Linked DNA regions of Mus musculus: region 1 is linked to region 2. Evidence: chromatin contacts called from ENCODE Hi-C or POLR2A ChIA-PET data. All regions are on one chromosome and are shown on one strand. The core of a region is the stretch at or near the end of the contact, and the rest is flanking DNA. Distances in the headings are between cores, read along the strand shown. Region 1 holds the start of Grhpr (glyoxylate reductase/hydroxypyruvate reductase). Region 2 holds the start of Shb (src homology 2 domain-containing transforming protein B).

Region 1 (3,716 bases), core at 264-2,763, 550 kb before region 2:
GGGACACGAAAACACCTTGTGTCAATGTTTGACAAATTTCAGGACCTTTCCTTTCCCCTCAGTGACCTAGCAAACGGGTCAGTAGGGGAGACATTAATGTATTACTTAGGACGGGAAGGGTTGTGCAAAGCCTTGGCCTGGACCCAGATAGGAACAGGAAGTGTGCTAGGTACATGTAATTCCGGCAAGTTCAAGGCCATCTCCTGCTAGCTGGAGGCTGGTGGGGACTATGTGTTTCAAATAAATAAATAAATAAATAAATAAACATCCCAAATGGCCCAGTTGACATCTGTCAACACTGCGTGTGTGTTGTACTAGAGTCCTCATGGGTCCCCATAAAATCAGTGAAGAGTACACTGTGTTGTCCTTGGCGCCCTTCCAGACCAGAGACCAAGTCACTGAGCAGCCCTTGGACTGAAGTGAGGTTGCAGAGCTGAAGGACAGGCCTGGGGCCCTGAGCTAGTCCTAAACCGCCTTCAGGATCTGCATCATTTGCCGTAAAGTCTGGGCTGGCCTTGAACAGTCCTGCCTCTACCTCTTGAATGCCGGATTATAAGCATAATCGCCATGCCTGCCTTAGTCTCTATTATAAGCACAGTACATACTTCATCTCTCAACAAGCCAAGGCAAGCATTACTACAATCCCCATGGGACAGATAAGGAAGACATGGAGGCACACAACGTTTAATAATTGCTCACGGTGGTGAATCGGGCATTTAGCCCCAGGCATCTGGGCATTGCAGCTTGAGCTCTGCCACCCTCAGGCTAAGCACCCCTGTTCAGTAGTGAAAACAACCTTCAAAGGAAATGCTAACCTCACGATGTGCCTGAAGAAACAGGGGTGGGAATGCAGATTAGGGTTAAAGGTCAAACAACTGGAAAGGGTTAAAGCCAAGATCCAGACTCAGTCCCATCTACCTGCAAACCCTGGATCTACCCGTGGCTCAGCATACCTGGTCCCTGCTTGCTCAGGAACTGCTTCCAGACAGTTAGCACTTGTGTCTAGCTCGCCTGGGTGGCCCGTGATGGGCTAAAATATCATCACAATTGTAAAGTCCCAGTAAGGAATCATTCTAAGTATTAAAGCTATAATGTCTGGACTCAGACCCTCTCCCTCAGTCTCCTCCCTCAGCATGCAGGTCAGGCTCGGCTTAGAATTCCGTGTGTTTAACCAGAAGCCTCTGGGATAGTTTGGCTAAGATAGGCCTCACAGGGCTTTCTCCTTTGCCAATACCGACAGCATAGTCAGAGAGGTCTCTCTCACAGGTCCCTCCTCATAATGCCCCTCACTCCAGGCTCCTAGTGGTGTTTGACAGTCTCGAGGCCATGTTACTCTTGAAAGCACACACACCAAAGAAGGCTCTCCAAGTCCTACACTCAACCCACACTAACACAGAGCCTCTATCCGGGACACTTGGTCTCCAAAGCTACAGCCACAGCTATACCAGACCATAGAGGTCCCGGGCTCGGCCCCGCCCCCAGCGCCGGCCCCGCCCCTAACGCCGGCCCCGCCCACACTTCCGTCGTCTCCTGCAAGGCCAGCCTGGTACGTGTTTGCTGCTGCGGGTCTTATGAAACCGGCGCGACTCATGAAGGTGTTCGTCACTGGCCCGTTGCCTGCCGAGGGCAGGGCTGCGCTCGCCCAGGCCGCAGAGTAAGCGCCCGCGTCGGTACGGGGGCTGCAGCCGTGCCCCTGGCACGCTGTCCTGTCCACCTAACCTCAAACACCCCTGCACCCATGGAGACACGCCGCTAGGGCTTCCAGAGCTGTCCCAGGGCTGGGGGCCACCTCTCAAGAGCCGGGTGCCTGGCAGGCAGGCGAAGCGGAGCCAGGACCCGAGAGGGTGGCTCTGGCGCATGGGGACTTTGCTCAGGTGTTGCCAGCTGTGTCCCCAAGGGGCTGGCTTGGAGTTTGGGGCCGTAGTTCTCCGGGAGGCAGCTTGCTCCGGGCCCCAGGCTATTGGTCTCCATGTTTCAGTGAAGTGAGATTGCCTATGGGGCAAGGTGCAGGCTGTGAATTTTACCCACTGAGGGTTAGCTGGCAGGCAGAAGTAGTGTTCAGGGACTATGACAGTCATTGGCTTGCCTCCTTGGATACTCGATGGGGCCATTTGATGACTGTTCTCTTCCTATTGAACCTTGTTTAGTGGGTAGCCTTGCCAGGAGCTGTGAACACAGACTGTGAAGTCAGCTTTAGAATTTCTGCATCACTTGAAAACAGTCTGGATGGGCTTGTTGTACCTTGCCCTGGGGTCACTCAGCTCCAGGTGGCAGGCCTGGCCCTTATGCTTAGTCCTCATCCGCTGCAGGCGGGTCACTTTGTCCTGCCGGCTTTGTGTTACCATGCCAGTTTGGGAGGAGGTGAGAGTGCTCGGCAGTCAGTTTTTGTTTGTTTGTTTCCTGATTTTTTTTTTTCAAGACAGGATTTCTCTGTGTAGCAGCCCTGCCTGTCCGGGAACTGGCTTTGTAGATCAGGCTGCCCTTGAACTTATAGAGATCCGTCTGCCTCTGCGTTTTGAATGCTGGGATTAAATTCTGATGGTTTGGGGACTGTGACTTGTTTCGAAATTTTTTCTAGCACAGTACAGTTTTTCCCAAGGACTTGTTTTGTTGGTACTTTTGGTGCTGAGGAGCAGAGACAGATGGACCTGGGGACCTGCCAGCCACTGTCCAGTGTCTCCTGTGTGCACACACCTGGACTGCTCTGAGTGCAACGGAAGGGTTTGGAGGAGCACCTCACATTTGAGGCTACTAAGGAAGCACACTCAAGTGCTCCCGTGACCAGAGGAGCCTTCAGCTCTTGTCAGTGTTCCCCACTTTGGCAGCACTTCACCCCCTCCTCAACTACACTCCAGACAGTTCTGAGGCTCCCCACGAATGACCTTAACAAAGGCTAGCCTAAGGCCATAGCAGGTGGAAGGCCATGTTTGCTAGCTGTGCATGCTGTAGGACCTCGGAGGCTCCCTGCATCCTTTGAGTGGCTGCCTTTTGCTTCCAGCTGTGAGGTGGAACAGTGGAATTCGGATGACCCCATCCCCAGAAAGGATCTGGAGCAAGGTGTGGTGGGGGCCCATGGCTTGCTCTGCCGCCTCTCTGACCGTGTGGACAAGAAACTTCTGGATGCCGCAGGTATGTCCTGAGTCAGCCTGAGCAAAGTTCTGAGGTCGGGGGAGGGTCTTATCAGGGCAAGCACTTCAGCTCTCTGCAGCCGGCCTTTGAGCTGATCTGATGTATTTTCCTGTCTTCTGAGGGTGTCCCCAACAGTAGCTCTACCTGGCCCGTGTTGTCCCCAATCTGGCTTTTAAGTTTCCAGGAGGCTCCAAGAGGGCAAAGACCTTGTGTTGCCTGTGTGGGAGTGGGGATGGGGTAGGGGGTGGAGGAGGGTATCCTGGGCTCTGAACCTCTCTACTGTGCCAGAGCCTTGTTTTGTGACCTTGAGATCTCTCTGGGCCTGTGTGCTGCAGGGCAGAGGGCCCAGCACTGTCTGTGCCTAGCACCGATGGATACCCATGGAGTGTGCACGCAGCTGTGGCCCCAGGCCTCATTCCTGGATAGGGTGAACATCATTCTGTGGATTATACAGTGGCAGTTTAAAGAGCACTTCAGACCCAAGGCCGCCAGATTCGGTGCAGAGACACTCTCACTCTGGCCTTGACTTTAGTGGAAGAGAGCTCGTGAGAAGGCCACGCCCCAGCCACCTCAGCACTTCTGGAGTA
Region 2 (3,831 bases), core at 75-2,574:
GATGGGAAACGTGGCAGTGCCTCAGTTCCCCAAGCGCACCAATAGCTTTGGAGCTTACCTTATCTTTCTGACCAGCTCCGGTCTCCTCGGCGGAGCACTTGTTGAGCAGTTTTTTGCCTCCGCAGGTCGTCGGGCTCCAGGTACGGCCGCCAGAGCACACGCCTCCCGGAGGGTCCCCCGCAGCGCTCGCGCTCTCCACTTTGATGAGTCGGTGCTTAGGGGAGATGTAGCGCACCTCCGCCGGCGTCGTCGGCCGCCGCTCGCTGCTGCTGCGGTAGAGGTGCGGGGAGCCGGAGGATGAGGACGAGGACGCGGCGGCGCCCGCTCCCGCCGCCGCGCAGCAGCAGCCCGCAGCTCCCGCTGCCGCCGTGAAGGCGCGCTGGCCCCCGCCGGGGTCCCCGCCGCCGCCGCCGCCGCAGTAGTCCAGGCGGCACATAGCTCGCAGTTTGCGCAGCGACGAGCCCGGCCCGTTGTACGGGTCCTCGAAGTCGCGCTCCTTCTGCGCGCGGTAGGCGCGGATGAGGTCACTCGTGCTGCCGCTGTCGTCGGGCAGAGAGCCCGACGAGGCCGAGAAGCAGGCGGCGGCCGACCCACAGGACGCCGAGGACGCCGAGCAGGCCTGCGGCACGGCCTGCGGGGGCTGCTCTCGTCGCTCGCCCCGGCGCCGCTGCTCCCGGTAGTCCGGCCTCGGCGGCTGCGGCGGACTCTTAGTCTTGCTGTTGCCCAAGCTGAAGTACTTGTTCAGCCACTTGGCCATGGCGAAGGGCCGCCTAGGGCCGCGGCGCGCGAGCCCGGTCCGCCGCCGCGGCCATTCGGGGGACAACGCTGTCGCCCAGTCCCGCAACGCCCCTGCCCCGGTGGGGGGCGTGCGGGGCACCGGTCGCCAAGTTCAAGTTCTCGCAGCCGCCGCCTCCTGCCGGCCGCCGCCTGGCTCCGGCCGCTGCTGCACAGCCCTCCGCCCCTGCCGCGCGCCGACCGAGCTTTGGATCTCGCGCCCCGCACAGACGTGTCTCATAGGGACCCGGGCCGCCTAGAGCGGAAGGCCAGGCGCCCCCCGCCGCGCACGCCCGCACCCAGCGCCCCCACCCTCGCGGAGCGCGCCCCTGCCCCGTGCGAGCCGCGGCCAGCTGCGGGCTTCTCGAGTGCACGGGGGCGAGCCCGGCCCCACTGCGGGTCGGAAAACAAGCGAACGAATGAGGGAGGCGGCCGGCGCCTGGCGGAGCCCGCGCGCCCCTGCCCGTCCCGGCGGCGCCTGGCTCTGCCGCTGCCTCTGCTGCCGCCTCCCGAGCCGCCGCGTGTGTGACACTCGGCCGCCAGAACCCGCCCAGCGCCGCGGCCCCGCCCCTTCCCGCAGGCCCCACCCCTCCGCCAATGCCACGCCCCTCCTAGGCCACGCCCCCGCGTGCAGCCAGGAACCTCCTCACGACTGCACGAGCCACCTCCTGCGGCCGCCTGGGCGCCAGCTCCGGGGTCCTGCCCTAGGGCGCCCGCGTCCTGCGGCTTGGCAGGCCGTGCCTCCCTCCAGCAGGGACTGCGGCTCTTTGAAGCCAAAGCAGTCAGCACAGTCCCTGGGGGCCCACGCGCCGTGCACTCTAGGAATGGATGTCCACCATCGAGGTGGTAGGCAGGCTGGACTAACGCACGACCTCTAGTTGACCGAGAGGACCATGCAGAGGAGATGCCCTAAAATGAGAGAGTGGCTGTCCCTCTTCTCTTTAAAGGGACAGAGACTCCGGTTCAGCTTTTCCGGCGCCGGGTCTTCGGAAAAACTCTTTATGCTAATGAGTGTATTAGCAATCCAGATGACGGATCCGGACGGGATAGGCGGCTGGGACCAGGCGGGGCACCAATCCCTGAGCAAGGCTAAGGGGAGGTCGGACTGTTTGCTTACCTTTTCACCTTCTAGGAAGTGGGGCTTTAACCCTGTTCACTGCCAACCTAGTGGAACCAGCTATGTAAACATTTAACGCTTAAGGTTGCCGGAGCTGGCGAGACTCTATTTAATCCAGAGACAGTTTTCCAGATGGAGAAACTGAGGCCCCGAGGTAGATTATACATGGATGACTAGGATCTGGTGGCACTGTGATGATGTAACTTAAGACAATGGAGTTATTATCCAAACGTGAGGAAACCCAGGCCAAAGGGGGGTAGCTTTCTGAGTCTGCTCTCAGAGGGGGTAGCAGGAGCCTTGTCAAGAACAAAATACTGCCTGAAAATGAAATAAGATATCTGCCTTCTAGATGTTAGATATGTTTGGAAGTTCTATTTGGCCAGCCCCACCCCCCATCCCCCTTGAGTACCTCTGAGCTGAAACCGTCCTTCAGAATGGTGATTTGCCAAAATAACACACTGTGACCGTAATTTCACCTGTCACCTGTACATTATATATAGGTTGGACACACTGTTTTTCCTGTGTCCTGTAGGAACAGTAACCTATCGAAGTAGAGAGCAAATCCAGGATCTGCTAGTACTGGAGGTCAGACTCTCATCCTGAGACTTCGGGACCTGGTAAGGCACAATGTGACCTCTTCCAAACTCTCCCTGCGACCTACCAGACTCAGGCTCCAGCGACACCACACTAGAAAAAGGCAGACCCATGACTCCGAAGGCTCCAATCTATCTGCTCAGCCCCACGTAGTCAGACTACTTGCCTCTCTCGTTCCCTAAGACCACTTGAATTTCCCAAACCCCACTGCTACCTGAACCCCAACAATCTCCGATAACATTCCCACTTATTTCTTACCTGAGACCTATTCATTTAGCATCCTTAGGAAATAGTCTTAAACTCTGCACACAGGACAAGGCTGAACGTTTGGTGTGTGGAGCATAGATAGGGAGAGACCCCAGAAGTTGATGCTGAGATGCTTATTTTGGGTATCCCTACACTTATATGTCTCAAATTACCCTTTAAATCCTTGCTCTGCTGCGCAAGCACTTAATCATGCTGCATGGAGGGAGGCCCCAATTAAGGGGAAAAAACCTGACCGACCAGGACATCCTCGTTTTAAGCCCCACCCCCGTCCCGCCCCCTCCCTCCAGCTTCTAGGCTCAGGAAGGAAAGGAAGCCAGATCCTGGCAGTCAGCCAGGCCACCTGGGCCAAGAAAGTCCTCCCCAGGGTCTGGAGGCCTGTTCTCTGCTCCCTGCATGTGTGCTGCACATGGAAACAGTATCTTGCTTTTCTGAAGGTTTAGGAAGCGAAGTTGTATTTCACAACTTATTTTTTTCACATTCTGCTTTCAGCTGGCCACAGAGTCAGAGTTGTCGCTCCTGTAAGGTTTCTTCTGGGCTATAATTTGCAAGCCAGAATTATTGTAATGCTATAGTATTATGCCAAGAGCTTCCAGAGTCCCTGTGTAACTGCCTGGCCCCTAAACACTGTATATAATTAACCCCAGTCAGTATCCCTGCAATCTGATCTTATTCCTGGTTTACAGATGGGGTGGCTGGCCTAAAGTGGTATTTACTTGATACAAGCAAGATGTCTCTGGGTGTTTTCCTTTGCGTATAGAGACACACCTTCAGAGATGGAGTCAGAAATAGTAATTCTGAAGAGAAACATAAAATCTTCAGGAAGATAATGGAGAAGCATCCTGCCTTGTGTTTCAGGGAGACAGATGCTTGTAGGAAAATCATCAGAGTAGCCAGAAGATGAGCTCTCTCTCTCCAGTCACAGCTTCCAGGATTCACAGAGGAGAAACTGGGACCAGTGGCAGAGAAACAGTCAAGAGGAACTGCTGTGGGGCTGGTGAGATGGCTCAGTGGGTAAGAGCACCCGACTGCTCTTCCGAAGGTCCGAAGTTCAAATCCCAGCAACCACATGGTGGCTCACA

What was found. A loop is a pair of places that touch in the nucleus more often than their neighbours do. ChIA-PET counts read pairs that join two places held with the same protein, here RNA polymerase II (POLR2A).
Region 1: a map of T-helper 17 cell shows a loop between it and region 2 (2.4-fold over the local background). The contact joins the promoter of Grhpr here to the promoter of Shb in region 2. A Hi-C loop is called at or near these places in 3 of 37 maps with a recorded cell type or tissue (T-helper 1 cell and T-helper 17 cell). POLR2A ChIA-PET finds 5 or more read pairs at or near these places in 1 of 5 experiments (embryonic stem cell).

The regions. Positions count from the first base shown.
Region 1 is chr4:44,979,881-44,983,596 of GRCm38, forward strand. Grhpr (glyoxylate reductase/hydroxypyruvate reductase) reads left to right here and starts at 1,514. Exons shown (of 9, transcript NM_080289.2): 1 at 1,514-1,654; 2 at 2,999-3,129. The coding sequence starts at 1,572.
Region 2 is chr4:45,529,504-45,533,334 of GRCm38, forward strand. It overlaps Shb (src homology 2 domain-containing transforming protein B), which reads right to left and starts at 1,325. Exons shown (of 6, transcript NM_001033306.1): 1 at 59-1,325. The coding sequence starts at 757.